Regions from separate parts of the Homo sapiens genome. Here regions 2, 3 and 4 are each linked to region 1. The links are chromatin loops, found by intact Hi-C in ENCODE. Cell type or tissue: PC-9. All regions are shown on one strand. Each heading gives the region's core, and the rest is flanking DNA. Links, peaks and the distances in the headings are about the cores only.

The links. Hi-C counts contacts between places; a loop is a spot of excess contacts. Peaks named below come from ENCODE experiments on the same cell type or tissue, not always from the same donor. Only the 100,000 strongest peaks of a DNase experiment are listed, where the experiment ranks them.
Region 2: it touches region 1 in a loop (2.1-fold over the local background); 3 of 110 quality-filtered maps call a loop at or near these places.
Region 3: it touches region 1 in a loop (6-fold over the local background); 6 of 110 quality-filtered maps call a loop at or near these places.
Region 4: a loop joins it to region 1, with 2.9 times the contacts of the local background. A loop is called at or near these places in 2 of 110 quality-filtered maps.

Annotation. Positions count from the first base shown.
Region 1 is chr1:178,121,758-178,130,127 of GRCh38, reverse strand. All of the region lies in intron 1 of RASAL2 (RAS protein activator like 2), which reads right to left. LOC105371630 (a long non-coding RNA gene) reads right to left here. Exons shown (of 3, transcript XR_922307.2): 1 at 6,946-8,370; 2 at 4,627-4,801. Among named protein-coding and RNA genes, the nearest start is that of RASAL2, 32 kb to the right of the region's middle. In PC-9, for the core only: no CTCF peak of the experiment used is centred there; a DNase peak (open chromatin) is centred at 3,187; H3K4me3 peaks cover 1,567 bases; H3K27ac peaks cover 4,000 bases.
Region 2 is chr1:178,262,666-178,271,035 of GRCh38, reverse strand. The region is part of intron 1 of RASAL2 (RAS protein activator like 2); the gene reads right to left. Among named protein-coding and RNA genes, the nearest start is that of RASAL2, 170 kb to the right of the region's middle. In PC-9, for the core only: no CTCF peak of the experiment used is centred there; a DNase peak (open chromatin) is centred at 3,105; H3K27ac peaks cover 3,300 bases.
Region 3 is chr1:178,234,363-178,242,732 of GRCh38, reverse strand. The region is part of intron 1 of RASAL2 (RAS protein activator like 2); the gene reads right to left. Among named protein-coding and RNA genes, the nearest start is that of RASAL2, 140 kb to the right of the region's middle. In PC-9, for the core only: no CTCF peak of the experiment used is centred there; a DNase peak (open chromatin) is centred at 3,832; H3K4me3 peaks cover 1,565 bases; H3K27ac peaks cover 4,000 bases.
Region 4 is chr1:178,189,448-178,197,817 of GRCh38, reverse strand. All of the region lies in intron 1 of RASAL2 (RAS protein activator like 2), which reads right to left. Among named protein-coding and RNA genes, the nearest start is that of RASAL2, 100 kb to the right of the region's middle. In PC-9, for the core only: no CTCF peak of the experiment used is centred there; a DNase peak (open chromatin) is centred at 4,967; H3K27ac peaks cover 1,896 bases.

The DNA.
Region 1 (8,370 bases), core at 1,415-5,414:
TTTTATAAACTGCCCTGCTGAATTTGAATATACTACGGAAAAGACCTGTTCTATATTTGAAATGAAGCTTTTCCTTAATTATGTAAATGTCTGTGTATCATAAAAAGGGAAACTCTGTAATACTAACACTTATGTTAATTCTAAAATATAAATCTGGCCAATGAGTCCTGGTGTTTTAATTATTCTAATTTAATGTACTAGTGTCAAAAAGAAAAAAACATGTTTTCACGTGCATACATGTATCAAACATTTATTTTTCAACAAAGATGCCAAGAGCACTCAATGAGGAAAGGAAAATCTTTCTAACAATGATGTCAGGATAATTGGATATCCACAGGCTAAAAAATAATCTTATGGGCTCTTACCTCATAATCATACACAAAAATTAACTTAAATGGATCACGGGTCTAAATTTTAAAACTAAACTATAAAATTTCTTCAAAAAAAAAAATGTTCATGACCTTCAATTAAGCTGAGTTCTTAGATATGATACTAAAACCATCAATTGTAAAAGAAAAACCTGACGAACTGAACTGCATCAAAATTTTAAACTTTTATACTCCAAAAGACATCAAGAAATAAACAGGCCACACACTAAAAGAAAACATATAAAAATCACCTATCTTTATAAAGATCTTTTATTCAGAATATATAAAGAATTCATACAATTCATTAAGCAGACAGACAGCCCAATTTTAAAATGGACAAAACATATGAAGTGACACTTCAGTAAAGAAAATATACAAATATATAGTAAGCACATAACAAGGTGTTCAACATCATTAGTAATCACAAAAAATACAAGTTAAAACCACAATGAAATGCCACTTTACGTACATTAGGATGGCTACTAGAAAATGAAAAAAGTAACAGAAAAATAAGTGTTGGGGAGGATATGGAGAAATCAGAGCCCTTATACAATACTAGTGGAAATGCAGAATGGTGCAGCTGCTATAGAAAACAATTTGGCATTTCCTCAAAAGGTTAAACATAGAGTGACTATATGACCCAGCCATTCCAGTCCTAGGTATATGCCAAAGAGAACTGAAACCTATGTACCTTAACATATAAAACATACGTATGTTCATACTATATAAAACATATGTATGTTAACATAAAAACTTGTACATGAATGTTCATAGTAGCATTATTCATAATAGCCGAACAACCCAAATGTCCATCTACTAATGAATGAATGAATGAATGAATAAACAAAGTATGGTATATCTATACAATAGAATCTTATTCAGCCAAAAAAAAGAATGAAGTACTAATTCACGTTACAACATGGATGAACCCTGAAAACACCATGGTGAAAGAACCCAGTCACAAAGAGCCACAAATTTTATGATTCTATGTATTGAAATGTCCAGAAATGGCACATTTAGGGGAATCAGAAAGCAGATCAGTGGTTGCCTAGGGCTGGGAGTGGGAATTAACTGCAAACAGATACAAAGGAATTTGTGGGAATAATGGAAATGTTCTAAAACTGGATTGAAGTGATGGTTATACGACTTTATAAATTTACTAATAATCAGTGAATTGTACAATTACAATGAATGAATTTTATGTACATAAATTACACCTCAATAAAGTTACTTAACAAAAAAAGATGTACAGAGTATTATTGTTTCAAATAAAAACAACAAAATCATTTCCTTCTCTCTATTATAACATCACCAATGTGAGATTCTGAGTAACTCATTTAATCCTCATAACAAACTAACAAGTAGAATTCTATTATTACCTTCATATCACAAACCAGGGAACTGAGACAGAGAAATTAAGTATTATGTTATTCAGTTAATAAATGGCATGACCAGAGTTAGAACTCCTATTTATCTGACTTCAAATAATAAAAATTGATAGGCACTTCATTTGTTCACAAAATGCATAAGCATTTTTTTCTATGAATCAATTTTTTGAATTCTGAGGTTTTAAAGGAAAGAAATTCTTTAGACACCAAAGAGATCATAAATACTCGGGTAGTGATGTAGAAAGAACACTTCATTGAAGTCAGAAGAACCGGGTTGATGAACCTTAGGTGAAAATGAAAGAATTGAACTACAGTATCTTTAAGGGCCCTTTCAAATTTTGTTCCACAAAATCAAATGTCTTCCACAGAAAATTGAGAAATTTTTCACCACTGGTTTTCCATAGCTTTAGTAACTTAGTTACAGAGCAATCATTTCCTCTTCTTAATTTTTTATATTTAGAGGCAATGCTCTTTATCTGGCTCTGTCTTTTTCTACCAGTCATTTACAGTAAACTTCTATTCTTTAAAAAGAAATTAACACTGACAAAATTCAACTGAAATGATGTACAATTCTCCTGATCAGGGATTGAGGGGGAAATGTATAGGCTATGGGAGCACATGTATGAAAAGTCTAGATTCTAGAATAAGTATGGAGATACTAGATATTAAAGGTGATCTTTTAAAGATCACCACTAGAGGAATGTATCTCCAGCCTAAAAGTAACAAAGTTATAAAATGTAATGTTCACTCCATTTCCTCTGTAAGCCTTGAGTTTTGTTTCTATCAGGTAATTCTCTCAAATACAGGGTTTCAAAAAAGACAGGCTCTTTCCAGATAATTTATCCCTGAAATTTTAAAAATCAGAGAAAACACTATCAATGACAAAGGAATGATGTATTATGATTACTTACTATGAAAAATGGCAAAGAAAGAGTTACTGCTGTTCTTGTTATTTTCACAGGAAAAAAGAGGATTGCAATTACCATTTCCTTGTGCCTTTAAACGCTTCTATTTCAGAATAGAAAATATTTTTTTTCCTGCTGCCTAATTTTTAACAGGCTATGTATTTCTCTAAAACTCAAGAATAATTCGAAGCCAAGAGAAAACACTGAACTTAATAAATATACTATCATTAAGTACTGGGTAATAACAAATATTAGAAGGAATGCTACTTAAAAACCAGGTATAACCTTTGATAAGTCTCTATCTTCAAGCCACTATACTGTGACACATTCCACACATTCTGGAAATATTAATCATTACAGGTTGAGTCAACTCAACCTACAGTTTGTGGGTCACAAGATGACTGAGGCGAAATAAGCTACAAAATGAAGGACAAAGAATTAGACAGCAATCCTACCTTAAGTATTTCAGAAAGAAAGACAGTATTAATCTAGCTGCTATAAGTGGGTGTTTGCTTCTCTTGTGCTGAAGGCCAAGCCTCAAACCACTGACTGAGTCAGTTTTACTCAGAGAAGTCATGAGGCAGCAGACTGGACATGACAGCATGCTATGTAATGAATGACACACCCTGTTTCTGAGCACAAACCTGAAGCATCAGAACAATGTTAATAAAAGTCATTTACAGGAATTGAATGAATGTCACTGCTCCCTTCTTATCTTTCCACTCCCCATCATCTCCCATGGAATATGAAGAACAACTTCCAAACAGTAATGCAAGTAGAAATCTGAAAAAGGCAGCCAGGTTGTAAAGTGTACTCACTCTTGAGCTTTCCCACATTTTTATTTAAATAGATTTCAGAAATAAGTGAGACAATTTTAATAAACTATTCAATATAACTACCTGTACATGGTTAAAAGTGTTTTTTAAAAGGTAATGACTAAAAGAATGGTGTTTCTTTAAATCTTACTCATGGAGGGTGCAAATGCACAGTGCACAGCCCATCCCAGATGTTCAATATTACACAACAATATGGCCAGAGTCTAGAATCCTGATTATGCCAGTCAGGATTGCCTTGCTAGTCAACCTAGGCAAATAAATAGATGAATATTTCTACTTACAGCATTTATTTACTGTCTACAATCTTAAAAAATATACATTATATATCTTTACATGTGTTTGAGACTTGTCACTGCAACTAGACAACAGGCTATTTGAGGGCAGGAACCAGGTCTTCTGCTTCGTGCTACTGATTACAAGATAATAACACAGGCTCCACAGCCATATCACCAGGTTTCAAATCCAAACTCCACCACCAGCTTTGTGACCTTGTCCAAGATACTTATCTTCCCTATGTCTCAGTTTTCTTATTTGCAAGAGAGGTAAGAGCATATGACTGCTGTAAAATTTATACAAGTAGTAAGTTCTGAGTACCCAGAAAGTGTCTGGCACATAGTAAACATTATAAAATATCAGTTATTATAACTATCTGTATCCCTACAATGCCTAGCACCAGCCCTTGCTCCTTAGGTAGGTGTCCAAGTATCTGCCAATTGGCCAAAAATATGTACTATATCAACAATACAATTTCTCTCACTGTCACCATCTAATTTATGAAAAATGAACTCTCTGCTATTCTAGAATATCTTCTTTAATTCTTCAAGATGTCTTACGCAATTAGTCTAAAATGTAGGATTATATATCCCTACTTTTCAATCTAGTTGAAAAGGAAATGAAAAATAACTAACTAAACAAATTATTCACCTGTTCGTTCTGCATCTGTTTGACAGTCCCAGCTACTAAGTGTGAGAAAGCAGAAGCCTTGTCAATGTAATTGTAAGCTACTTAAAATATCACATCGATTATCAGAATACAGGAAAGTATACTGTTATTCTTCTGAAAAATAATTAAGTTAATTTCAGTAGCAAAAAATAAAACACCATGATTTTAAGCTTTTTGAGGCCCTCACCAGAAGCAGATGCCGGCACCACATTTCCTGTACAGCCTGAAGAACTCTGAGACAATTAAACTTCTTCTCTTTATAAATTACCCAGCCTCAGGTATTCCTTCACAGCAACACAAAGTGGACTAATACAGTAAGCATATATTCTACGTTGCATATGAAGAGATGCCATTCCAAAGACCTAGGAAATAATTTAGTGAAAGAAACTTAAAATAAGGTAGTAAAATATATTCTCAGCAACTACCACCAGTCAGATAATTCAATTTCCCCTAAAATATAAAGCAAAAATGATCTGAAATGTAAAACATTTACTATACATATGCCACAGAAATTGGCCAAAATGCTGCATATTTGCTAGAGGAAATAAGATTAAAGGAAGCATTTCAAGTGACCAGAACTTCCTTAACATACTTTTTCTAACTGATGTTTGGGCAATAATTCTCCCAGGATATTTCTGCCAATTTGTAAGAACCTAAAAAGGATAGGAGATAATTTCTCTAAGTATGAGATATAACATTTTCAAACTCAAGTTTTTTACCTCACTATAACACTTCTTTGATGCTGAATTAATAGAAAAGAAAGCTTATGGAGAAAGGAAATTCTACCACTGAAATACTGCGGCATTTTAAAAGTTAACCCATTTTAATAAAGCTGATAAAAAATGTGTTTTTTTAAAAAACCAAATCAACTGATACAAGCTGGTAATAAAATTAGAGAGTCTCTCCCAAAGGAGGGCGGGGCAATTCTGAAAGAGAGGCTATTGTCTCATACCATATAGGTCTAATAGGTTATCATACATAAAATACAAATAACATTTTCTTATTAAAAATCTTACTAAAGCTGTTGAAAGAAAACTTAGGTTTAATCAAAATATCTTTGCAAAATAAACATCCTAATAAAAGAGTAAACTAACGGTAAAATAACCACAACTTACTAAGCTACTCGTTTATAAAAATATTTGCCTCCCGTCCACTAAACTCTTATCTACAGAGAATATGGACTGCAAACTAAATTATATTTTAGAAAACATTTCTCTAAGGCAGAGTTTCTCAGCCTAGGTACTTACCCTTGATATTTGGGACAGGATAAGTCTTTGGTATGAGGGGCACCATGCACTCTAAAATGTTTAGCAGTACTCTGGGCTCCACCCACAAGATACCAGTGGCTCCCCACCCCCCTACTCCAGTTGTGACAACCAAAAATGTCTGCAGACTTTGTCAAATGTCCCCTGGAGGGCAAAATTCCCCTAGGCTGAGAACTACCACTCTAAGGATTGAACAGCTTTGACAGAACTTCAGACTCTCTCCTATCCTCTCTACATAAAATTTAATAAAAATTAGCTACCACTTCTTCCAGTGATTTTCAAATTTTATGCCCAAAGCCCTGAGTCCCTAGGAAATGTCTCAGGAACACCCATGGGGTATGTAACCAGAGCAGGTCTACTTTCATTTTCTGGGGTTCTGGATATTTCCTTTGGGTGGGAAAAAGTTTGGAAATCCTGTCATAGATAAGTATGTCACTAATAGTGCATTTTGGGCCAGGCAAGGTGGCTCATGCCTATAATCCCAGCACTTTGGAAGGCCGAGGCAGAAGGATCGCTTGAGCCCAGAAGTTCAAGACCAGCCTAGGCAACATGACAAAACCCCATCTCTACAAAAAATACAAAAATCAGTGGGGCATCATGGCGTGCACCTGTAGTCCCAGCTACTCAGAAGGCTGAGGCAGGAGGATCAATTGAGCCCAGGAGGTTGAGGCTGCAATGAGCCATGGCTGTACCACTGCATTCCGCCTGGGTGACAGAAAAAACAAAAATATTACCTTTTATACAACATCAAATTTAAAACCTCACATTTTTTTCTGTCACTTCTCTATTTTTAAATTCAGGATCAATTTCAGAAAACCTGACATCTGGAAGAGCTCTAGGAGAGAGGACAGTGAAGTGGGGACCACAAAGCAAGTTTGAACATGTAGCTTATCTATATCTACTTAGCGCAACAGGAACTGTAAATGTAGTTTTTAGAAGCATTACAGTACTTTCTACTTTGGTTAAACAAAAATTAGATGTTCAAAGCCCTGAATTATAAAATTCAAGGCCAAGTTTCGTCCTCAGGAGAAACTAATAAATGAAATGAATGCTATAATTATGTGTTAGCTTTTAAAACTCCAAAAATTCATTCAATTCATAAATTGAAAACAGATACCCTCGTTCTCTCTCAGCCTTCAAAGATCTCATAATTTAATCATCTTAAACAGGTGAGCAATACGTATAACATGTTGAATGTTCTATGTCAGGAGATCTCGACTTTTAATGTATATCCAAATTACCTGGGTGCCTGTTAAATGCAATTCCTAGGCAGCTCCCAGATATTCTGATTGGTGAGAGATGGGTGAAGGAAGGGTCCAAGGATCCGAATTTTTAACAAGCATTCCAGGTGATTTTTAGATAGATGATCTGAAAAACTCATTTTGTAAAACACTGGTCAATATGCTGAATTTGGCACACACATTATATAGCGTTATCATGAAATTCTATCCTTTTCTATCCCTAGACTATTCCATACTTGGTATTATCACTAGTCTCTGGTCAACTCATCTAAGATCTAAAAATTAATTTTAAATACTATACAATTAAAATCATCCAAAGTAGTGTGTGAGCAAAAAAAAAAAAATGGAAAGTAAGTATTACAGATTCATTTTATGATGAATAGCTAGGCTATAAAATTTGACAAATCCAAACCATTAATCTTTCCCTTGTGAAAAAAACTACATTTATCCCAGCTATAATTTTATATATTACAAGACATTCAAAAAAAACAAAAACTTTACTGGTTATGAAAATCCAAGCTCCTTGATAAAGATTTTCATGCACCACAAACATACTTGGCTCTAACAAATAGTACAGTCAGTTCATGAATCAGTCTTCATTTATTTTCTTCCTGGACACACATTAAGTTGATGTTCTAGGATGCAAATAGATAAATGACTTCTAGTGTCATTTCTGAAATCCAGTCATTATGACTGCATTCCTACTATAGTCTGAACACCTCAAAATATTTCAGCAAATGGCCATGTCAATTTCAACTTCTCCATTTCTGACCCAAACACAGTCAAAGCAGGCAGCATTAGTTTCTTTTTGACTTAATGTGTATCCCCAAACACTCAATTTTTTACACTCCAGTGTTGGCTTTATAAGACATATAAACAATCCCATACTTGTCGTATTTTTTCTTACACCAGACAAAAACAGATCGGTGATAAAGCACACTGATGTTTTTACATTTCACCTAACATACCAAACCGATTTTAATGCACATTTCATGAATCTCAGGCTGGTGGTACATTCAGTCACTATTTCAGCAGTAACAATGAGAGTCAGCTCCATGGATTCCACGCTCCTTTGAAAAGACTCAGCATGTCCTTTGTTTTCAAGATACAGAATACCATAAATAAAAACGAGGCAGTCTAACAATGACTTGGTCCTAGAGCCAGGCTGAGCTCTTAAAGAGCCTCCAAAAGCCTCCAGAAAAAAAACCAGAAAACAGTTATCAGGAAGACTAAAGCCAAAAATGAGGTGATGTCAGTGAAAAATGGCAAAGAAAAAAAAAGTGGGGTTAGGTTTTTTTCTATTTGTTATTGTTTTGTTTTAAGCTATACACAGAGTAACATGAAAGAAACTCAGAGAGGTTCAGGGTTGGGGGAAAAGAGTATAACAACAACAAATGGGCTGGGCATGGTGGCTCATGCCTGTAA
Region 2 (8,370 bases), core at 1,550-5,549, 140 kb before region 1:
CTGGGAGGGTAAAATAAATGGTGGACAAAAGAGTAATTGTCACAGTTGAGAAAAGGCTACTCTAAACATGTTAAGACATGAGCTTCCCCCAAAGGTCTCTTCAACTCCCATTTGACTCTCAAAATTAGACTTTTACATTCCAGACAGGCAATTTAGAAGAACACTCTGGGCATCAGACCATCCCAAGAGAAAAGAACTAAAGATACTAACAAAAGGGTTCCCCCGACAAACAGCAGGTCCAGGTCACCTTATAGTAAAGCCCTTAAAATGGGCAAGGTCCATCTTCACACTTAGATCCTCCAGTAAGCTTTCTCATCTCCCATTCTTAATCTGAAGCAGACCAACAAGAATTACCAGAACCAAAAGAAAGCTTCTAGCAGAAGAATATAGACATAAAAAAAAAAAAAAGAGAGACACAGAAAAAGGCAACTTGAAGGAGACACAAACAATACAGGGAAAAAACAAAACACTGTTATCCTCAAAGAGACAGATACAAGAAAAAATGGCATCCAGGAAACAAAAATAAGATATTTTTTAATAAAAAGCAACACTTACAGAGCTAAAAAGATCTTTTGTATATTAAAAACATAATAGCAGAAATGAAAAAAATGCAGTAATATAATTAAAAGATAAAATTAAGAAAATAGATCAAAAAGACAAAAAGATGGAAAAGAAAAAGGTAAACTGAGAAACCAATCTAGGAGGGTCAAGATAAAAATAATAGGCAAGAAGAAACAGAAATGAGGAAATCATTTGTGAAATTTCTCAGTACTAAATGATGTGAGTTTCTAGATCGAAACCCGAGTGTCCAGCAAAATTGATAAAAACAGATGACCACCAAAACATATCAGTAAGAAAAAAAACAGTTATGTATAAAACATCAGGAATAAGAATAGATCTGGACTTCTCAAAAGCAACACAGGAATTTGGAAGACAATGGAGCAATGAGTTCAATATTCTGACAGAAAAGTATTTCTAACCTAGATTATTATTCACTTAGCCAAACTAACAACCAAGTGTGAGAAAAAAAGGATTTTAGATAATCAAGGCCTCAAAAATTTTGCCTACCACGAACTGCTAATCAGGAAAAATACCCTACTGGAGTGTTACAGGAAAGGGTCCCGATCCAGACCCCCAAGAGAGGGTTCTTGGATCTCACGCAATAAAGAATTCAGGGCGAGTCCGCAGTGCAAAATGAAAGCAAGTTTATTAAGAAAGTAAAGGAATAAAAGAATGGCTACTCCATAGACAGAGCAGCCCCAAGGGCTGCTGGTTGCCCATTTTTATGGTTATTTCTTGATAATATGCTAAACAAGGGGTAGATTATTCATGCCTCCCCTTTGTGGACCATATAGGGTACGTTGTCATGGCATTTGTAAACTGTCATGGCGCTGGTGGGAGTGTAGAAGTGAGGACGACCAGAGGTCACGCTCGTCACCATTTTGGTTTTGGCAGGTTTTGGCCAGCTCCTTTACTGCAACCTATTTTATCAGGAAGGTCTTCATGACCTGTATTTTGTGCTGACCTCCTGTCTCATCCTGTGACTTAGAATGCCTTAACCATCTGGGAATGCAGCCTGGTAAGTTTCAGCCTCACTGTACCCAGTTCCTACTTAGGATAGAATTGCTCTGGTTCACACGTGTCTGACAAGAAGATGTCCTCCTTCAAAATGGGGGAATGTCTTAGTCTGCTCAGGCTGCCTTAACAAAATATTATAGACGGTGTGAGTTAAACAACACAAATTTATATTCACATAGTTCTGGAGGTTATGAAGTCCAAGATCAAGGTACTGGCCAATTTAGTTCCTGATGAGGGCTCTTTCTTGGCTTACAGATGGCCACCTTCTCACTGTGTCCTCACATGGGGAAGAGAGATCACTGGAGCCTCTCCCCTTCTTTATAAGGGCAACGGCCCTATTAAATTAAGGTCCCACCCTTATTACCTCATTTAATCTTTATCACTTTCCTCACAGGTCCTATGTCCAAATACAGCACACTCAGATAGAAGGCTTCAACATAAAATAACTTTGGGGAGACACACTCAGTTCATAATAGAAAGTAAACCAAGAAAACAAAAAGCATACAGTATTTAAAAAAACAGGTGCTCCAATACAGGAGAGAAGCAAGTAGTATCTCAACATGACAACGAATAAGAATAGGAGGTTGATAACTATCCACCAGTCCTGATTGCAGCAGTATGGTTAAAGAGACTGGCAGGCTGAAGGCTGTCATACCATGCTTTTCTGCCTATGTGCCATCTTTAAAAACTATTGAAGGAAGCCAGGAGCCGTGGTGCATGCCTGTCGTCCTAGCTACTCAGGAGGCTAAGGCAGGGGGGTCATTTGAGTCCAGGAGTTCAGGTTCAGCCTGGACAAAGGAGCAAGCAATACCCCTCCTCTCTCTCTTTTTTTTCTAAGAGACAGGGTCTTGCTTTGTTGCCCAGGCTGGAGTACAGTGGTGTGATCATAGCTCATTGTGACCTTTAACTCCTGGGCTCAAGCAATCCTCCCAAGTAGCCATGATGACAGACATGCACCACCACACCCAGCTAATTTTTTTTCTTTTTTTTTGAGATGGAGGCTCGCTCTGTTGCCAGGCTGGAGTGCAGTGGTGCAATCTCGGCTCACTGCAACCTCTGCCTCCCGGGTTCAAGCAATTCTCCTGCCTCAGCCTCCCAAGTAGCTGGGACTACAGGTGCTCACCACCATGCCCAACTAATTTTTGTATTTTTAGTAGAGATGGGGTTTCACCATGTTGGCCAGGATGGTCTCCATCTCTTGACTTCGTGATCCACCCGCCTCGGCCTCCTAAAGTGCTGGGATTACAGGTGGGAGCCATTGCGCCCAGCTGCTAATTTTTAATTTGTTTATTTTATTTTGGTAGGGTCTCACTCTATTGCCCATGCTGGTCTTAAATTCTGGCCTCAGGCAATTCTCCTGCCTTTCCACAACTGCTAGGATTATGGGTGTGAACCACTATGCCTGGCCTAGACCTTGTCTCTTAAAAAAAAAAACAAAAAACAACAACTAACTACTGGAGGATATGCTTGAACAAAGCAAGGAAGTAAGTAAAAAAAGAGAGGAAGATCCACACAACGAGGAATACAACCTATGAAAAAGGCAAAAGGAATTCCAAGAATGACAGCAAAAGAAACTCCTAAAATGATAGCTATTCAGGAAATAGGCCTAAAGGTAAGAAGAGGAGGGCTCCATGAGGAATGTTTCCAAGAAAAAAGAAAAGAAAGCAAAATAACACTAGATCTGAGGTGGGTGATCACGAGGTCAGGAGATTGAGACCATCCTCTGGAGGCTGAGGCAGGGGAATAGCTTGAATTCAGGAGGTGGAGATTGCAGTGAGCCCTGCATTCCAGCTGGGCGACAGAGCAAGACTCCCTCTCAAAAAAAAAAAAAAAAAGACACTAGATCTGATACGTTACCTGGTATTATCGACCTTGAGTAAAAATATAATGCAATATTACAGTAAGGTCTGAGAAGAATAAGTAATAAGAAAACTAAACAAACAGGAAAAAAGGGCAATTACAAACTTCAAAAAAAAAAAAAGGAAGGAAAAATAATAATGATATTCAACCATACTCAGCATGGCATAATAATACAAACATTGAATACTGATAAAAACAAACCAACCAATCACCAAAAACTATAGTGAGGAAGTTGGAATGGTTTTATGTGATAGCTAAATCCTCATCCGCCATAATAGGAAATCAGTAAAAAGGTCTAAAATGGATGAATAAAAAAGCAACAGTGTATGTATATTATTTGGAATTAAGAGAGATATGTAAATGCCGAAATAAAATGCTAGAAGAGTCTAAAGTTCTTTCTTCAGAAAAAGGGAACAGGGATGGAGAAAGTCAATGTAATCTGTTAAGAAAAGGATGGATAGACTGACAAAAATGTGGTAGGAGTTAAGAAATTATTTTAGGCAGATAGGAGAGGAAAAGGGGTCCTTGGAAAGTTTTTGTCTCTTTCGAAGCAGCTTCAGAAACATTTCTTGTCTAGCAGGAAAGCCCAGCTCTTAGAGCTGGGCTGGAAACCTTTGATATACAAATGCCAGCCATTAGAAACTGGGTCCGCCCAGCATGGCGATTCCTACCCTTGTTCTCTTGCCTTTGCCCCCACATGTGCCTGGCAACATGGCTGCCCCCCATTTCCCCAAGTGTATAGAAACTCATGGCACTCTGCATTTGCATATTAAAAGGCTAGGGTGGGAGGGCCAGTTTTTTCCCACAGGCTACATGAATGACATGCCTGATCAAACCAATCCCCTGAGCCCTATGCAAATAAGACACTGCCTCTTCCAGCCTCTTCATATACCTGGCTGGTTTCTGCCGCACTTGAGGTCTCCTCTCAGCTTTGGAGGCCCCCTCCCTCTGTCTCTGTACAGGGTAGCTTCTTCCTTCTTTCTTCCCTCTTCTTTCTTGCCTATTAAACTCTCTGCTACTTAAAACCACTCCACGTGTGTCCATGTCGTCTTATCGAATTTGGTGTGAGACAAGAGCCCTGGTGTTCCTCCACTCATTGGAGCCGTATCAAAATGAATAAGGCTGTCCAGTAAAACCAAGTGTAAATGGTATGAGAAAAAAGAAACAAGGGCAGACAAACCAGCTGAATACAGGCAAAAGACTTGAATGCTCACTTCACAAAAAAGAATATCCAAATGTCCATTTAACATGTAAAAAGATGCTCAACTTCATTACTCATCAGGGAAATGCAAATTAAGGCCACAGTGAGATAGCACTACATACCCACTAGAATGGCTAAAATGAAAAAGATACTAAGTATTGTTGAGGAATTGAAGGATCTGAGGGTGAGAGTATAAATTGGTAAAATCACTTTTGAAAACTGTTGGACAATATTAACTAAAACCGAACGTATACATATCTAGCAATTCTACTCCTAGATATATACCCAACAGAAATGTGGACATGTTTTAGTCAAAAGACATGTATAAGAACATACATGCCAGCACTATTCAAAATTGCCAAAAGCTAGAAACAATCCAAAATAAAAACCAACAGTAAAATGGATAAATTTTGGTAATTCATAAAATGAAATACTATATACCAGGGAGAATGAAAGAACTATAACTATAGAAAACAATATGTTTGACTCTCACAAATATAACGTTGAGCAAAAAAAGATACAAAAGATGTGTAATTTTGTTTAAACATCAAAATTGGGTAAACCTAATCTATAGTATTAAAAGTCAGTTTAGTAGTCACTGTTTGCAGGTGAAGTGTCTGGGACAGGACATAAGTGGGCTTCTGAGATGGTAATAATGTTCTGTTTCTTGAGCAGGGTATAAATTACACAGATATGCCCCTTTATGCAAATTCATCAAGCCATACATCAAGCTATACAATTTATGTACTTTGTGTACATTATCCTTTCATAAAAAGTTTACTTGAAAAAGACTGGACAAATTACTCAACCTAATTGAACCTCAATCTCCTCATCTATGAATAGGGACTATAAAAATACCTACTCTTTTAGGGAGTTTTTTGAGGTTCAAATGAGATAATGCATACTGAGTGCTTAACAAAGCACTTTGCACATACTGGCATACAATAATAACGTTTTTCTATTATTAATTATTTGGGCATTGAAAAGGAGGGAAACTGTAATTCCAGCTATTTGGGAGGCTGAGGCAGGGGAACTGCTTGAACCCAGGAGGCGGAGGTTGCAGTGAGCCAAGATCGTGCTACTGCACACCAGCCTGGGTGACAGAGGAAGACTCTGTCTCAACAAAAACCAAAAAACCAAAAACAACAACAACAAAAGGAGGGAACCATGACTATATAGTTCCATTTGAACATTTGAACAAGGCCAAATGTGAGTTATATGAAAACACTAATTTAGTGGTATAGTCAGATAACTAGATTCAAATCTTCCATGTATTACAGATGATTTGGGGCAAGTGTGATATTCTGATATAATAAGAAATACATATTTGGTCTTTGTCCCCGGTTCCTAGCACAGAACTGCTAAAATCCTTAGAATTTCTAGAGTAATCAGTTGGAGAAGCATCTTTTGTTATTCATAGTAAGTCCCTTTCAAATTTACTTAAGTTTATACTAATGAGTTGACTCTTAGTGGCCCCCAAATGGGGGCTGGTTGCCAGAGGAACCAACCCTGTGATTAGAGGGTTGGAACTTTCAGATGTAACCCACACCCCCATGGAAGAAATGAGGCTGGAGATTGAGCTAATCACCAATGGCCAATGATTTAATCAATCATATCTATGTAATAGAGTTCCATTAAAACTCTAAACAGTGGGGTTCAGAGAGCTCCCAGGTTGGTGAATACATCCACATGCCAGGATGCTGGTATACCCTAAAACTCCATAGGGACAGAAGTACCTGCCCTTAGAAATCTTCCAGACCTTGCCCTATATACTTCCTCATCTGGCTGTTCATTTGTGTCCTCTATGATATCCTTTTGGTAAACTGATAATAGTAAGTACTATATACTGTTTCCCTGAGTTCTGAGAGCCACTATAGCAAATTATCAAATCTGAGAGGGGGTTGTAAGAACCTCTGATTTTCTAAATTATACAAGGGGATAACATCACAGTTTTGTGCATGAGGGTTTAGAGAGAATTTTAGAAATAGATTACAAGTAGAAGGCAATTCCAAACAAAGAATGTTTAAAACTGTATAAGTCTATCTTGGTTTCATGTATGCGTACGTGAATACATGAGTTATTTAAAATATGATGGTAAATAGTGAAAGAAACCTCTGAAAGAGTTGACAATGGATGCCTCTGTGGAGCAGAAACTAGCTGAGGCAACGGGTAGAGATAGGGAAAGTGAATGATCATTTTCATTTAAATCCTCGCAGAACTGACTTTTTAACTATGTACATCCACTGCTTTAACTTAAACAATCAGAAAAGAAATGCTGGTTACAAGGTATTTAATCTTTCCCTTATAAATATCTAAGCAGCACTTGAAATATTAGGTTCAAACTTAGACTTCTGCATAACTCTCTAAAATTTTTATTTCTCCCATAAGAAAAGTAAGAGTACCTAAATATACCAGAAGGAAGGTAATACTAACTCAGAGCACAATGGCACACGCTGACCTCTGCTAGAATTCCTATGGAGTTGTTTAACACAACTCAATACAGATTTTCAGCAGACACAAATTATTTTCAAAGATCTTTGAGGCCCAGCATGGTGGCATATGGCCTGTAATCCCAACTATTCAGGAGGCTGATGGGGGAGGATCGCTTGAGTCCAGGAATTCAAATCCAGCCTAGGCAAAATAGTGAGACCCTGTCTCAATTTTTTTTTTTAAACGATTTTAGAGAAGAAGTTACCAAACCACAAACGTTTGGCAAAGGGAGGCTCAGAGTCAAACTGAAACCCTGGCAAGACCCATGTCCTCAACTTAGGTTATTTGATTCAATAAGTTAACACACCAGAAAGAGTTGAGAGCAATTTCTGGAACACAGAAAAGTACTCAGTAAATGTTAACTCTGATTATTATCATTCTTGAGAAGCATGAAGGTCAAGTGGTTAAGAGCACAGACTTTGGAGTCAGACTGCCTGAAAAGGAATTCCCATCCTATCACTTGCCAGCCATGTGACTCTAGTCAAGATACTTAACTTCTTAGAGCTCCAGTTTTCTCATCTTTAAAATGGAATAATGTGGTTTCTACTATGTAGGAATGTGGTGAAGATTAAGTGAGAAATATCAAGCATTACAAACAGTGCTTGGCATACTGTAAAGCCCTCAATAAATAATAGCACTTGTTATTATTTTAACTTCACACATCTGAAACAATGGGTTCATTTGTTACTCCTATTGAAAATGTTCAGATGGTAAAAATATTGTAATAAAATCTGATAGAAAAAACTGATTTAAACTGTGAATGGTCTTCAGGATTATATGATGAATGTAAATAAACCTTTCCTTGGAAATATTCTGAGGAAAAAAAGTACTGCACAGATTTGCTCTAACAAAAACATATTTCCATCTGATACCATCAGACAGACTCTAGTTATATTGCTGTGCCAAAAATCTACATATTATTCTTAATACAAACTTTACAAAGGAAAAGACAACAAATCCAGAGCCTTTTGGCTAGAGAAGCAGTTACAAGCAGAAATGAAATATAAGGGCCAAAACACTTTCTGTTATTTAGGTCTATTTGTTCAGCTTAATGTACACCATTTAGGTCAGTCTACCAATTCCCTCTCAGATTTAAAAAAAAAAAAAAAAATGAGTGGGGGGCAGGGGGGATGAGAAGAGAGAAAAAAATCTTTTTAATAGCACTGTTTTACTCTAACCAGTTATCAAATACTCCCAGCTCTAAAAGTCTCTTACCACTCACAGTTGATGGCTAAACTTGA
Region 3 (8,370 bases), core at 2,059-6,058, 110 kb before region 1:
TAAGATCCAACATCTGTATCACCAGAGATCTAGGAGAGAAGAAAGTAGAGCTAAAAGGGTATTCAAAGAAATAATGGTGAAAACTTCCTAAATTTGGCAAAAGACGTAAACCTACAGATTCAAGAATGTAAGTGGGCCAGGCATTGGTGGCTCACACTTATAATCCCATCACAGCACTTTAAGAAGCCGAGGGTGGAGGACTGCTTGAGCCCAGGAGTGGGGAGAGAGAGAGACAAGAGAGAGAGATGAAAGAGAGAGAGAGAGAGAGAGAGAGAGAGAGAGAGAGAGAGAGAGAGAGAGAGAGAGAGAATGAATTATAAAAATTGTCATTAGCAGACCTATGCATAAAGAATGGCTAAAGGGAGTTCTTCAAAGAGAAAAGATATGTTAAAAGATATGCTAAAATATTAAGAGTATCAGGAAGGAAGCAGAAATATGGGAACGTGTAAGTATCCTCATGAGTTTTATAAACCATATATACTAATTGAAGCAATAATTAGAACACCATCCAATATTCAAAGACAATGATACTTAAAAGTGGGGAAGGCAGAGGGTGTAAATGGAGAGTTTACTACCTGACATTTACTCAGAGTAGTAAAATGTTGATAAAAATAAACTGTGATGTCACATATGAATACTGTAATACCTATAGCAACCACTAAGAAAACTACCCAAAGAGATACACTCAAAAATACTATAAATAAATCAAGAAACAAACCTGAGGGTGAAATAAAGCAGTTCTCCATCCTTGTGCTCTGACCAGTGCTCCCTGCATGAGCAAAAAATTGAATTGAAGAGAGAGCTAGAGGTAAACACCACCATAGCAAGAGAAGACAGAGCCTTCAGATTGAAAAAGCTTTCCAGACTAAGCAACAGCCATGGCCTCTGCATACACTTCTTTGCATGCATATATGTACGTATTTGTGGAAGGGGGAGAATTAATCTGTACTATTATTTCCTGCATTTAACAGCCAAATGAAGAGTAAGTTTGTCCAAGATAATATACTGATAAGTTGGTATGTCATCTGCACACCTTTGCACACCCTTCTGAGTGCAATACTTTGGTCATCCATTTCTGAGAGAGGAAGGTGAAGTATTATGTAAATGTTATTTAATCCTGATGCTCATGATCAAGGCTCAATGTATTCTAGTTAAATTAAAGATGGATAGAGATATCAGATCAGTGGAGGATTCAAGTTTGATTCTCAGACTGACTCTCCATTTCCAAATCCACAGCTGCCTTAAAAGATGAGAAAAGAGCTTACCCATGGAAATTTAATATGTACCCCTAAAGTATTTCTCCTCACACATAAAGTGAACTTATTACTTTCTCCACAATATACTAGCAACACACGTGAAAGAGATTGAAAATTACAAAGAACCAAAAGAAACATATAGTACTTTTGTAGCTTATTTCCTAACACAGCTTGGAGATCTTTCCATATCTGTATATAAACAGCTCTTCATTCTTTCATTCTTTCATACAGTGACTCAACATTCTGTGTACTTATCTCAAGTATATGAATCACATCAATAATACTCATTTAGGGTATTTAAGTTGTAATTATATAGCACACCAGAAAGAAGCATAAATGTCAAAACCTAAATATTCAAGTGTATTCATAAATTCATCCTATTTTAAAATTTTATTTATAAATCATTTTCCTCAAAATTCCACCTCATACTTTATATTCTGCACTCTTATTTAAAAACCACACTGGTCAATTAGAACAATGTGACAGTAGGATACACCAGAGGGCTTATGTTTCTAATCAATAAAAAAGTCATGAATAAAAATAAAAATATGTATAAATAAAATAATTATAATAGAAATAAAAAGGAACCTTAAAAACTAACAAAATCTTCCAATAATTTTCCTAAAAAACATTATAATAAAATAATTCTCCAAAGTAAAATGTGAAGTGAAGGATATTGATTTGCAGTCACACAATTTTGTTCAGGGAAAAATACCACAAAAAGTTGTTAATAATTAGCTTAATAACTTTATTTTAATAACTAGTATATAGTTACAATTATAATGTAAATTTTGTTTAAAAGACTAAAAAGTTTATTTTCATAAATTTTCATTTAAGATAAATTCCCAATATCCTCTCCAGCAACACATGTATACATTATTTACTATGAAAATTTGACACTTGCTTTAAATAATTTAAAGTGGTCTTTTTTCAATGCCATTTGCTTTTGGATAAAACATCCCTTTATATTCTTGTATTTAAAATAAAGTCTAAGGCTAAGAAAAAAAAACTGGATAAAAATAAGAAAATGGACCTATTGTGTTTAAATGAATGTTCTTTATTGGTAAAGAAATACAATAAACACTAACATCTGAAGTGATAGGGTTTACAGGAAAGTATTAAGTTCCTTTTGGCTAAACAAAATGATACATCTAGAATTCTATGAACAGGAAAGCATTATTCAAAGAAATACTGTCTACATCTAGGGACTAATAACAATATCTGCGGTATCACTAACAGTCCAATAAATTGAAATAATAGGCTAGAGAGGATTAGTAAGCCAGCAACTCCATAATTTCCACTAGCAACTGACCTTGTTCACTGTGGACAACATATGTTCATAAAACACTGTGCTTGAAAAGCAATGCCCTAATGTTACATCACAGGGCAAAAAGTAATTACAAAAGTTTATATTAAAGACAAAATAATCAAGTATAAAAATCTGTGTAAAGGCAAATATTTTATGTTTTATTATAGGCTAAGGGATAGCAAGGCACCACAATGTTAAAAAATTTATAAAATAAAAATTTTAAATAAAAATACCATTCATCTGTTTTTAATAAGCTAGGAAAATACCTTTATTACCTTATTTCAGGGGCAGAACACCTCCATCCAGCTCAAGCTTTAAGAACCATGGTTTAGGATGCCATCAAGAGGATAGAGGTAAATAAAACTTAAATACTAGAGTATCAGTGCCTAACGTGTCCACATATTAGAATCATCACACAATCTTAAACGTATTCCTTACTCTTAGATTCTGGCATGTACTACTGTGATATATGGATGGTGTCCATGAGGTAGTGTCCTCAAAAGTCCCTTGGATAGAGAGTAATGTCTAACCACTTTGAACTAAAAATGTTTATTATAAGTTGCTTAAAATACCACACTACTACTTGGAAACAGTAATCATGCCTTTCTCAAAGAAAGATTTATTAAATAATAGAATCACTAAGTACCAGTGACAACTATCATTATTTTACACATATTGTGAGTGATTTATTGCATATTATTCTGCCAGTTGTATAACATCTTCACTAGTATTTACAATATATCTACAGTATGTAAACCATTGCACTAAACATACAACAGGCATGGACTCTGACTTTCCTTTTAAAAAAGCTTGGATCTGGGAAGAAAACCCACAAATGCTGACAGTAACTCTTATGTTCTAACCACCAGATACCACTTTACTTCAGAACAACAAACCACACACATAGCTTTCAAAATACTCTTTAGTTTGACCAAGGTTATGGTTATATACTATGCTAAATTATATGAATCAATATCCCTTAAGATTCAAACTATTTTGACATTTTGGTGACAAAATCTAAAAACATAGATAGAATAGGGTTTCTACTTTGTAAAGGTGAATAAGTAATCATCCTTAAATCCAGAAATTAGAGGCAAAATTTTTTTAAGACATTTCAATGAAAATTCCACATGAGAATGACAGGAAAAATACCTGTGGTTAACTGACTCAAGCTCAGTCACTAAGAACCTGTGTACTCATAAGGATACGGTTTCATAATCATAGATCCAGAGTCATTACTCATCTTACTCTTCTCTTTGCTTCCTCACAAAGACAAACTGGCCTTGAGTGTGAGAAACCAAATAAAAACTTGCCTGAGGCAGATAAATCATTCCAGGATGACAATCATCCTGGAAATGCAGACAAATCATACTGTTCATTGTAATCAAGCTACCAGTTGAAAACTCTAGATCACATTGAACTATATTTATATTTTGAGCAGAGGTGTGGGAAATTACTAACTACAGAAGGTATTTGACTAAGACTAAAATTTTATTTACATATATATATAGTGATTGCTAATAGGTACTTGAGGTGATCAAAGTGTGTGTGTGTGTGTGTATATACACACATACACACAGAAATATTTTACTGAATGAATACACGGATATAAAACAATAATAAAGTAGCAGCACCATTACATGTTCAGATAACAAATGGAAAATTTAATGTGACTTAAGGTCACAAAACACCAAATCATTATTCTGGAGGCAGAATACACTGTTTGCAAAATACAAGGGTAAATGCCCAGGCGAAATGAAAACATATGTTCACGTAAAAATTTGTTCATGAATGTTCATAGTAGCATAATTAATAATAGCACAAATGTGGAAACAACCCAAATGTCCACCAAATGATGAATGTATAAATGAAATATAGTATATCCATACAATAGAAAGTCAGTGATAAAAAGAAAGTACTGCTGCTATAACATGGAGGAGCCATGAAACCATTATGCTAAGTAAAAGAAGCTAGACACAAAATGTCACATATTGTAAAATTCCATTTATATAGCATCTATAAGCAAATCTATAGAGACAGTATATTACTGATTGCCTAGGTCTGATGGATGGGACCTTTAAGGGTAAACAGGAATTGCCTGCTAATAGGTATTTGGTGTAATGAAAATGTTCTAAAATTGTGGTGTGCTTGTACAGCTTTGTAAAAATACTAAAAATAAACTGTACAAAAGAATATTATGATTCCACTTATATGAGGTACTTGGGAATCGAATTCATAGAGACAGAAAGTAGAATGGTGGTTACCAGGGCCTAGGGTGAGGCAAGAATGGGGAGTTAGTGTTTAATGGGTACAGAGTTTCAGTATGTGAAGATAAAATAGTCTGGAGATGGATGATGGTGATGGTTGAACAACAATGTGAAGCTACTTATGCCACTGAACTGTACACCTAAAAATGGTTAAAGTGGTAAATTTTTTGGTATGTGCATGCTATCACAATAAAAAAGTAATTGAATTGTGTGTATTAAGTAGATGAAATACGTTATGTAAGTTATATCTCAAAAAAGCTGTTAAACAAAAATAAATAAGGTGTGTATGCAAGTATATGTAAAAGTAAGAATATTAAAGTTACCACCACATTGGTAAACTCCAAGTCTATACTCGTAAACCACTGGCTCTGTTAACAGACACTGGTTAGACTGGAATAAGATGTCCAGATGTGTTGAGGCTGGGATGCTAGTCTCAACATTCTCATTACTCTCCCACTATATCCCTAGCCTGTGTGATTTCACCCACTCCTGTGGCTTCAATGTCCATGGGCTGATGGCTTCCAAATGTATATCCTCATATGGGAACTAACCTCTGCTGCTAAACTCCTGCCCCTTTATTCCGCAATACTGCTTGAAGCGATGCTCTCAAGTTCCTGAAAAACTCTCAAACATCATGTGTTCAAAGTGGGCCCCCAAATGGAGGAGCACAGAATCATAAGAGACCTAGGACCCACAACTTACTAGCTGTGTAGTCTTGGAGAAGTAACTGAAACTTTCTGAGGCTCTAATTCCTTACTTTTAAAATGAGAATAACACTCCCTCGCAGGATTATTCGGAGGATTAAACCAGATAAAATGCATTTAAAGTACTCAGGGAGGCTGGGCGCGCTGGCTCACACCTGTAATTCCAGCATTTTCGGAGGCTGAGGCGGGTGGATCACCTGAGATCAGAAGTTCGAGACCAGCCTGACCAACATGGCGAAACCCCATCTCTACTAAAAATACAAAAATTAGCTGGGCTTGGTGCTGTGCACCCGTAATCCCAGCTACTCAGGAGGCTGAGGCAGGAGAACCACTTGAACCCGGGAGGCGGAGGTTGCAGTGAGCCGAGATCGCACCACTGGCCTCCAGCCTGGGTGACAGAGCAAGACTCTGTTTCAAAAAAAAAAAAAAAAAAAAAAAAAGTAGTGTCCAATATAAAATATCACAGATTAAGTTTTGCTCATAAGTAAAAGCTAGAGAAGCCTAGTGTTTTGTGCAAGTTATACCCTAAAGTTTTAAACAGTGAAATAAACTACCAATCATAATGCTTAAAGCAAACCCTTTCTGTTTTTTGTTTTCCTTTGTTTTTTAAGACTTCCTTGGAAAACAATGAGCAACTGAAAACCAAGGAATTACTAATCTTTATAGGCTTGAGAAGCAAAGAAATGACCCAGTTGCCACATGGATAAAAAATAACACTTGGTTGACTAGTAAAAATTTGGGGTGATTATTAGACATTCTACAGGTTTTTAGTGGCTAGTCTAAGCTCTTAAAATCCAGAATCTCTGATTTTTGGAAACCAAGTGTAACTGCAAATTCTAAAGCTGAGAGACAGGTACATGGTTATTACAGTATCATACCTCTACGAGGACCATCATAGTATATACTTATGAAGAGATAAATTCTATTATAGGTTGGGGTAGCTTAGCCCTCAAGATTATTAGGCATAATCTAAAAAACCAACAACTTTATAGCTGATGTAACAATTAGCTACCATGACCACACTGGGTCAGATCCTTTGCACCTAATATCTGAACAAAAGAGACTATCTTCTGGTTATCTGAAGGTTTGGTAATCAATAGCTTTCCAATTCCAGTATCTGGAAAATGAGCATTAAAAAAATACTGGTAGGCAGGAGAAAGTAGGATAACAACTAGATAATCTTTTTTGGAAAATTATTTCCAAATAATTTGGATTTTAAATAAATAAATTGCCTCAGAAACTTTATTCATTAGGATACTAGCTCTCGCCTATAAATTCACTTAATTTGCTAACTCAGTGAATTCAACTTTAATTACTTTCTCTTAGATAAGAAAATCAAACTAGTCAGTTATTTGGTAGTCTTTTGCTTGTGGGAAATAAGGGATGAAGAAAGGCTCACAACTGCAAAAGGTTAGAAAACCACTGATGTAGACACTAGGCCAGAAAGAAGTTACTGCCAAAAGAGAAAAGGAGACCTCTGCACAGGCACTTGATCCGGTCTTTATAATAAACAGTACATTTCAGTCTTAAGAGCTTAATCCCCCCTCACTTGCACATACATACCCATACACACACACAGACACACACACACACACACGCACACGAAGCACTTAGGAGATAGCGGAGTAACTGTTTTATAAATGTTGTTATGTTACTGGTAGGACACTATGCACTGTTTTTTCGTTACTGGAATCGAAATTCCTTGAAATAGCACCTTAAACTTAAACTCTGTATGTGCTTCCATATACATATTATTACATTTTATATTTCCTTAAGTAGACCATATATGTGTAAAATGCAGGGACACCTTCTCACAGCACCTCACACATTGTAGACAGTCAAAAATAGCTTGGTATACTTGCTAAAAACTGAAAGTGCACTATCAAAGTCCAAAAATGATTATAAATGCAAAAATTTAAAGTATTGCTTCTTTTATCAAATGCACACATGCTAACCATTGAGAGGAACTGATTGTAAGATTTTAAACTCTTAATTTCCTTTGACATTCTTTTACTTTGATCACCTTATGATCACCTGGCAAGGAAACAGACATACAAGTATCCAAGAAACTGAAACAACCAAGTCTTTCAAAAATTTTAATGGAATGTTAATAGAGGCACATCAAGGAGGAAGATTTTCCTCTAGGTAATTATCTATTTGCCAAGAGTAAGGAGAAAATATATATGTTTAAGAGTATCACTAAAATTCACTGAGCAAAGGAACATCTAGGGAGGACAGGGTTTATAGAAAATACTTAATTTTTGGCATACATTAATTTGGAAAATTACTTCAGTTTTCACTGAAATGATCTCATTAGCATTCTTCAACTTTATTTTAAAATAAATTAAATTATATTTCAATAACAAAATTCTTCAACAATTCTCACAGTTTTAGAAAGGGTTTAAACCTTTGATGATACGTTCAATCTCCTAATAATGAGAGGCTGAAATTTTCTTAATGGTAAGAGCTTCTCAAAAAATGATCTCAGCTGGTCATGAAGATACTACCAAGCTTCCAGTGCTAAGGTTTTTTAAAAAACATAGGCCCCAAGTCATAACCAAAATTGTTCACCAGATAAGGTCAACCATTTTTAAGGCAATCAGTTAAAAAAATTAAGCACTGTGGGCTTTTTGGCTTTAACAATGCTATAATCAATATGAAATAATTTTTAAATTTTAAAAAGTCCCAAATAAGATTTTTAAAAATTTGACAATTCTATTGTCTTAAATGAATCAAACACAAATTTCTATTTTGTCATCTAAACAAATATTCAAGATTTGCATGCTTGGCTTCCATATTCAAATGGAGTATTTTATGATACAAGCAAATTAAAA
Region 4 (8,370 bases), core at 2,754-6,753, 66 kb before region 1:
ATGTAAATGATGAGTTAATGGGTGCAGCAAACCAAAATGGCACATGTATACACATGTAACAAACCTGCACATTGTGCACATGTACCCTAGAACTTAAAGTATAATAATTTTTTAAAAAGAAGAATTTCTCTAGAATAAATAGGCAGAAATAAAATTGCCGAGTCTTAAGCTATGAGCATGTTTAACTTTTTTTTTTTTTTTTTTTTCCCCAGATGGAGTCTAGCTCTGTTGCCCAGGCTGGGGTGCAGTGGCACAATCTTGGCTCACTGCAGCCTCCCTTTCCTGGGTTCAAGCAATTCTCCTGCCTCAGCCTCCCGAGTAGCTGGGGCTACAGGTGCACACCACCACGCCTGGTTTTTTTTTCGAGACAGAGTCTCGCTCTGTCGCTCATGCTGGAGTCCAATGGCACAATCTCGGCTCACTGCAACCTCTGCCTCCCAGGTTCAAGCAATTCTCCTGCCCATCTCCTGAGTAGCTAGGATTACAGACGTGAGCCACCAAGCCCAGCTAATTTTTGTATTTTTAATAGAGACGAGGTTTCACCATGTTGGTCAGGCTGGTCTCAAACTCCTGACATCGTGATCTGCCTGCCTCGGCCCCCCAAAGTTTTGGGATTACAGGCGTGAGCCACCACGCCCGGCCACACCTGGCTAATTTTTGTATTTCAGTAGAGACAACGTTTCACGATGTTGGCCAGGCTGGTCTTTAACTCCTGAACTCAAGTGATCTGTCCACCTCGGCCTCCCAAAGTGCTGGGATTATAGGTGTCAGCCACTGTGCCTGGCTTAGCATGTTTAATAGGTAATGTCAAGGTATTTTTCAAAGGGCTTCTACCAATTTACAGTCCCATGAGATAAAAATGAATTCCTATTGCTCTACATGTCCTTCATCACTAATGTCAACATTTTTTAATGTTTAGTCATCAGATGGTATATAAGAGTATTTCTTTGTGGTTTAAAGTTGCATTTTCCTAATTACTAATAAAGTTGAACACCTTTTGTTGTAGTTACTAGTAAGCTGTGTTTCCTCTCTTATGAGGTCTCACTTGAAGTCTTTTACAGTCATCCCTTGGTATCTGTGGAGAACCGGTTTCAGGATCTGCACAACCATGTACCAGAATCCAAGGATGCTTAAGTCTCTTATATAAGATGGTGTAGTATTTGCATACAGCCCAGGCACATCCTCTTGTATACTTTAAATCATCTCTAGATTACTTATAGTACCTAATACAACGCTTTTATATCACTTCACTGGCATGGATTCAAAGTAGTACTCAGCATGCAGCAAATTCAAGTTTTGATTTCTAGAATTTTCTGGAATTTTTTCCCCTAATATTTTCAATCCATGGTTGGTTGATTCCAAGGATGAGGAACCCATGGATACAGAAGGCTGATTACATTTATTTTCCATTGATTGGTTTGCCTTTCTCTCTTAAAAGTTCTTTATTCTGAATTTTAATCTTTTGTTTTACATGTTGCAAATATCTTCTCACTTTGTACCTTGACTTTTCCCTTTCTTTATAGTATTAGTTGTTTTAAACATGTTTTTAAATGAATATGAATGGCCCCCAAATTCGTAAGGCAATATATTTTTAGGTATATATAATACAATTAGCAACTATTTATTTATTTTTTTAAATTAATGAGAAGAAGTACCCCAAGGAGAGGGTAGAACTTCTGAGAATTTAAGATCCTACCTTATTTCTTAAATATAATACCTATAACATTCTACATCTGTTCTTCTTTCATTTATATTTTCATTTGATAGGATTATATAATATCCTCAAATATTTATGAGATATGGAATTTTTACATGTCTGGTCTTGGGATAGTAGATTTATATCTTTACCAGGATATAGAATCCAAAGATTTTCACAGGTCTCTAGAATAGTATGGGTAATATATATGAATAGTATGGCTAGAAGGATGACTGTCAATAACTCTTATCCTTTTATGATTATAATAACAGCCTTGAGACAGCAGATTCAGTGTCTTTAATTCAGAGCTCATCATAATTAGCTTATTTTTTTAAGTGTCATGCTTTCAATAGATCTATCTAGAAAATGTATAGTTTGATGAGTAATTCTGTTTAGTTCTGATGTCATAAAAAATGATTCATCTTCTATAGCAGTATTTTCGAGACGAAAAATATCAAGTGTGCTAAAGGAAAATAATATCTACCATTTATCAAATACTTACTATATAGTTACATCTTATATTTATTATTTTTAATTCTCACAGCACTCTACGAGGTAGGTTTTATAAATGAAGAAAGTGAAGCTTTTTCTTCACTTATATTCTTATATACTTCATTCTATTGTGTGGCTTTGGGAGCCACACAATAAGTGCCAGAGCAATAGTTATTAAGTGGTACAGCAATATTTAGCAAGAGCAACAATTCAAACACAAGCCTAGTAACTTTTAACCTTACACTAATTCACATTGCAAATTATTGAAAAGATCACTAACAATTAGCTATTCAAATGCAGTTAATTAAATCAGAAATATTTAATAAACGCCTACTATGGAAAAAATACTATATTGACTGCTGGCAAATTAGAAGTAATCTAGATTGTATGCTAGAATATAACCTTTAAAATCAGGAAAATATTAAGTCTCACTGGTCCCAGCCACACCTGTCTAGTTGACTGCCTTTGAGCAAGTCATTTAATACCTCTTAGCCCCACTTTACTCAAATATAAATGAAACTACAGTGGAAATGCACTGTGTATGTTTATCTGTGCTGAGTGAAATAGAAGCAGGAATTGAATTTGGTTTTAAAGTAAATGAGGAAAGCAAAAATTAGATACATTCAAAATTACCCTTCAAAATTCTTAAATCACTCAAACTACAGTTTCAAGATAACATCTCTTACTGGATCCTTATACAACTATTTTTATTTTTATTTTTCATCATTTGAACATGACAAGTTGAACAGTAAAAATGGTTGGGCATGTTATACCAAAACTATCTACATTTAAAATCATTCTTTGTGTCAGGTGCAGAGTGTTTGGTCATTCATCGGAGGAGCATCTTTTCTTTGCTTGGTGACTGCAGAAGCAGTGCAGCAGTTGGAGAAGTGGCCTAAGACTTCGGCGTTGGGTAAAAGATGGCCCAAACCAAATAGACTGCTAGTAAATCCACTGGTGAGGAAGCCTCCTGCAAACAGCTAGCCACTAAAGCTTCCAGGAAGAGCAGACTCCTCTAACGATGGTAAAAACAAAACAAAACAAAAAAACAAAAAGAAAACAACAACAACAACAAAAATCATAAAAATGCATCACTACAGGCCCAAGACCTTGGTGCTTAGAGAAATTCATCATTACCGGAAATTGACCAAGCTTCTCCTGTACTTCCAGAGGCAAGTGAGGCATAGTTGGTGGATGTGTTGGAAGACACTACTCTGTGTGCTATCCATGCTAAGAGATGCCCAAAGACATCCAGTTGGTTTGCTGGATATGGGGAGAGAGAGTTTAAGTGAAGGCAGTTTTTATGGAGTTTTGTAGTAAATGCTGTAAAATACTTTAATTCATGACATTTTTGTAAGAAATGACTTATAATAGCTGCATTTATACTTAAGTCATTCCATATTTCACTCAAATGTGAAAAGTGACTGTTCACAGGCCTCAGTAATGAGATGTTGCTCAGGAGTGATAAGTTGCTAATATACAGAAGGGATGGGTGATAGTTCTTGTTCTCATGATGTATGTTTCTATATGTTAATGAGCTGCTGGGTAGATTTTAAGGCACTAAAATTGACAAATAAATGTGTACAAGTCCTTTGGCAATAAACTTAGTTATGATTTGATCCAAGTGTTTAACGATTGGGCCTCAGTTTGACCATACATCACAGTGATAGAATGTGGGCTTTTTCAAGGGTGAAGATATGTCTTAACCACAGTGTAACTTAAAGCTTCCTAAAACAAAAAAGTCTAGTTGGTATCTACAAAATACACCATGTGCATTTGTAATAGCTAGCTATTTCATACATTATAGTGTCAACATTTTAAAATTAAATGTTTTATATTCACCAAAAAAAATTCTTTGTGTCAAGTACTCGTGGTAAATTATGTTTAAGTTTCATGTATTATGAGGCAATCTAAGTGTTTAGGTACAAGGAAAAAAGGAATAACTCCGTTCCAAACAGGACATTTAAATCTAGGTAGGGAAATAATATATCAACTACCTGTGCTAGCTGCTAAGAAAGAACAGGGTGAAGGAGGGAAAGAAAGAAAAGGAAGGGAAAGAAAAGAAAAAACTTTTTTTTAAAGAAAGTTTAAAGAATTTCCAAATAGAATTAAGTTTTACAAAGCGTCATGTCATAAAATCATGTCCTCAGTTTTTCAAAAGTGCTGATTTAATTTTTATTATTTTCAATATAAAAATTCATTATATTATGAACAAAAGTAATTTATTTTACTGTTGCAAGGCTTTCCCAACAAATAATTTTCCAATCAGAAAAAGGAGGGTTGGGGCAGAAAAGACAGTTTGTTATTTATTGTGGTCTTTAACATTCAATAACCTGACTTGCGTTTATCCTATGAACCATATTTAAAGAGCATTATGCTGCTAGGAGATAGAGATAAAATACACCAGAAGATTATCAGTCAATGTTTGTGAAGGAAAATCAACAGATGTAATTGTCACATGAATCCACACTGATTTATTTGTCATGGCAGAAAAACCTGAAAATTTTGGGATGAGTTCCCTCAAACGTGATCTAGATTTAAATATATTTTTTTCGCTGCTTCCTGTTTCGCTATGTAAAAATTTGACCCTACTAAGAGCCTTTGTTTTTTTAAAAAAATAATTTCCCTGATTCTCTAATTGTGACTCAGTCTGGCTGTCTCTATCTGCCTTCTGCCAGGGATCGGCTTCTCTGTGGGAACTGGAAATGTGCACATACCCAAGAAGTAATGCAAGATATCTCACTTTCCCCAGGGGCAGTGCCAACAACCTAGGACTTCAGACTTCTGTACTTCCTTCCCCTAAACCAGTGCCTTGGAGACAGAATGCAAAGGAAATAGCTGGCCAGACTCAGAGGAGGAAGTACTGAAAGAAATATATTCATTTGCCTACTTAGATACAGATCAAAAACTGAAGAAGACTGTAGGTTGCTAAATTGCTTACCATCTTCTTCCCTTTTAGACTCGTTTCTACCTTTAGAAGCTAAATGTGTCCATTTATTGAGAAGTTGATGAAGCTAGTTCAACATCACATGTATGTGTGTGTGTATATACACACATACACTAATGGTTTGTTTAAAGAAAATAAATCTACTTCACATTTATATAGATGTGTCATCTAAAACAGCTGTCCTAAGCATATCCATAGACTGCCTCAGAAGAAACACAGATTTGAAAAGCATTCTGTATTTGAACACTTTTAATTTTAAAATAATTTATTCATATTTTTAAAAGTTCTTCGTTCATGTGCTATTGCACTTCTACCTAATGCATTTTTTTGTCTTTTAGTTAATTTCATGCATTTCTCTTTGTACTCTCCAAGGTGCCTAACAGAGTAGATAATAGACTGTCATCAAATATTTACTGAAATAAAAGTAGTATAACAAGATACCAAATATTAACAGTTGGAGGGACAGGGAAAAGAAAAAAGATAGCACAGAGTACCACGAAACTCTGGGGGCATTAATTTTCAACTCCCTTTCCCATCCCCACCTCCGACCCCCTCACTGTTAAAAATTATTTAAATCAGCATTGCTAGCAAGTTCTCTTAAGGGGTCTTGAGTTTTTATTTAGGTCCATATGCTCCTTCACCTCCACAGTCTGTGTTATACAGTTATGAAATGTATGCATGTGTTCAGGTGTCTATCAAGGGTTATTTTTATAATAATTAGATTCACATAAGTCTTTTGAGACTGAGAAACTGTCTTTTCTTTCTGCAAAATGAAGTTTTCCTTTATCCAGTGTGTGTTGTTATTAAAGCCTCAGGATTTTGCTACAATTCATTCGTTTTTTATTTCATTCATTAAATAAACATTTACTTATTGTCTGTGTGCCACAAACCTTTCTAGGTCTTAAGGACTATTTTTACATTTTCTTTAAATGAAATAAATGAATTGATATCACAGTTGCTATACTAGAGGCCCTTTGGGGATACAGCAAGATTATAGGCTAGGAATTACCCAAGTCAGCTTGGGAAAGTCAAGGAAAGCTTTGAAGACAAGACAGCATTTGAAAGTAAGCAGAAATCTGTACTGAACAAAAGCTAACGTGTAAACGGCAGAGAAAGAAATTTTATTTCATATAATTTCTACTGAAATTCGTGCAACCCAAAGTTTGGTTCACAGGCTTCTGATGATCCACAAACTGTTACCAGGCTATGTCAAGATGGATATAATAATAGAGGATAAGTATTTAGAAACCTTCATTGCAATTTGACAGTAATATTATGTCTGTTGAATCTAAATTTTAAAATTATGGCTTGTTTTTGTATGTGTTTTTTTTTCATTTATCTATTCATTTATATTATATTTAACAAAATTATTGGCTCACAACATACTGAAATTTTTTAAAAGCACATACAGTTTGAGAAGTGCTATTATTAACTGCGTCTAATTCTGCCTGTAACTCTAAAGTTGTTCCCACTTTTAAGCTCCTTTTGAGTTCTAGAGTGTATGCTAAGAGGTTTTTCCACTGACTTCAGGAAGAACCTTCTATCATTTGGATGATTTTAATTAAGGATCATGCTAACAATTCAGCTAGGCTGACCGAAAGCATCCTAAGTATCTCTCAGTGGAGTGAACAGTAGCTGTTTCACATTCTGTGGCACATATTATCAAAAGAAAAAGCAATTAGATGGTGATAGAATACTATTCTATTTAATTCTCCTAATACCTGAAGCCATTAATCCTTACTATTCTTCTGAGAGACAAGCCTTACATCTCTTTGGCATCATCTTTATTTAAAGAACTCAAGTGAATTGTTATAAAAATAAGAGTTTAATTCACATACAAATTCAACTAAGGACAGGTCTTCACCACCTAAAAACCTATGCTCTAAAATGGACAACTCACAGTGACTGTTTATTCCGGCTACATATAGGGGATTTTTTTTTTTTTTAACTATGAAATTACAACAAAGTTTAATATGCATAAGATCACGCATATGAGAAGCATACCAATTTGGAAATTAAACCCTCAAGTCAGAATCTTTCACAAAAATCATTAGATCACGGACTCCTTGTTCTTTACTTTGCACGTAGTTTATTCTAGCTAGATAGATTCCTTCCTGTCAATCTTATCAGTAGCAGCTTTCTTTTTAGATTTCAATGAATCAGTACACCAATGCAGTTCATAAAGCATCAAAAGATTTGATAGGAATTACAAAACAAAAATTAGAACTTAATGAACATATTCAGTTAATCTTAGAAGTGTAAAACCACAAACAAATATTTTAGATACCACTCTGTGTGTAAGGCCTTACACATTTTGTTACCTCTTTTCCTCTAACTGTTCAGAGTATTCTTTTGGTTTTATAAAATTAAGTACCTTCAGTTCTCTTGTGCCTATTTTTGAGATATTGGAAAATATAGACATATACGTAAGAAAACCAAGTAGTCAGCCAACAGCAAGATGAAAAAGAAAATAAACAGGCTAGACTCACTTCTTTGCGATCCCTCCTTCAAGGAAAAAGAAATACACAGTATATACCTGTGTTTCTCAAACTCATTTTAGACCAGATAATTCTTTCTGCGGAAGGTGGGGTAGGGGGCTGAAGGAAAGCTGTCCTGTGAACTCAAGGATGTTTATTTAGCAGCATCCCTGGCATCCACCCACTAGATGTCAGTAGCACACCCTTGCCCCCTTGACATGACACTACTCAGCATGCCCCCAGTTGAGAACCACTGGTTCACAGCACAAAGCAGTAGTTTCAACTTTGTTTTCCCAACATGTACCATCAGTTTACAAAAACAATTGGACATGCATCTCTATCCAGGTGTATTTATAAATTACATTCGTGGACTGCTGTAAATATACATTGCAAAAGATAGAAACATAAATTTAAACACAATGAGAAAAAAACACATAAATAGATGTGCTAATAATTTTATCCTGAACCCCAGAGGATTATCTTTGTACTCCCAGGGATGTATACACCATACTTTTGAGACAACTGGTATAGATTATTTTCAGATTTGATTATCTTATTGGCTCATTTACTGTTTTTTACAGTGAGACTGCGAGGTCATTGGGTTGTGTAGAACATATTCGTGCCATTTATAAACTAGATATAATCACTCCAATATACAATGTAACAGAAATGCTGTGGCCTTTACTGAAAAGTGAAATAACTCTAAAGCTTCCAGAAAAATGTATTCGTTAAATTTTTGGTTCTACAGAAAAGTATAC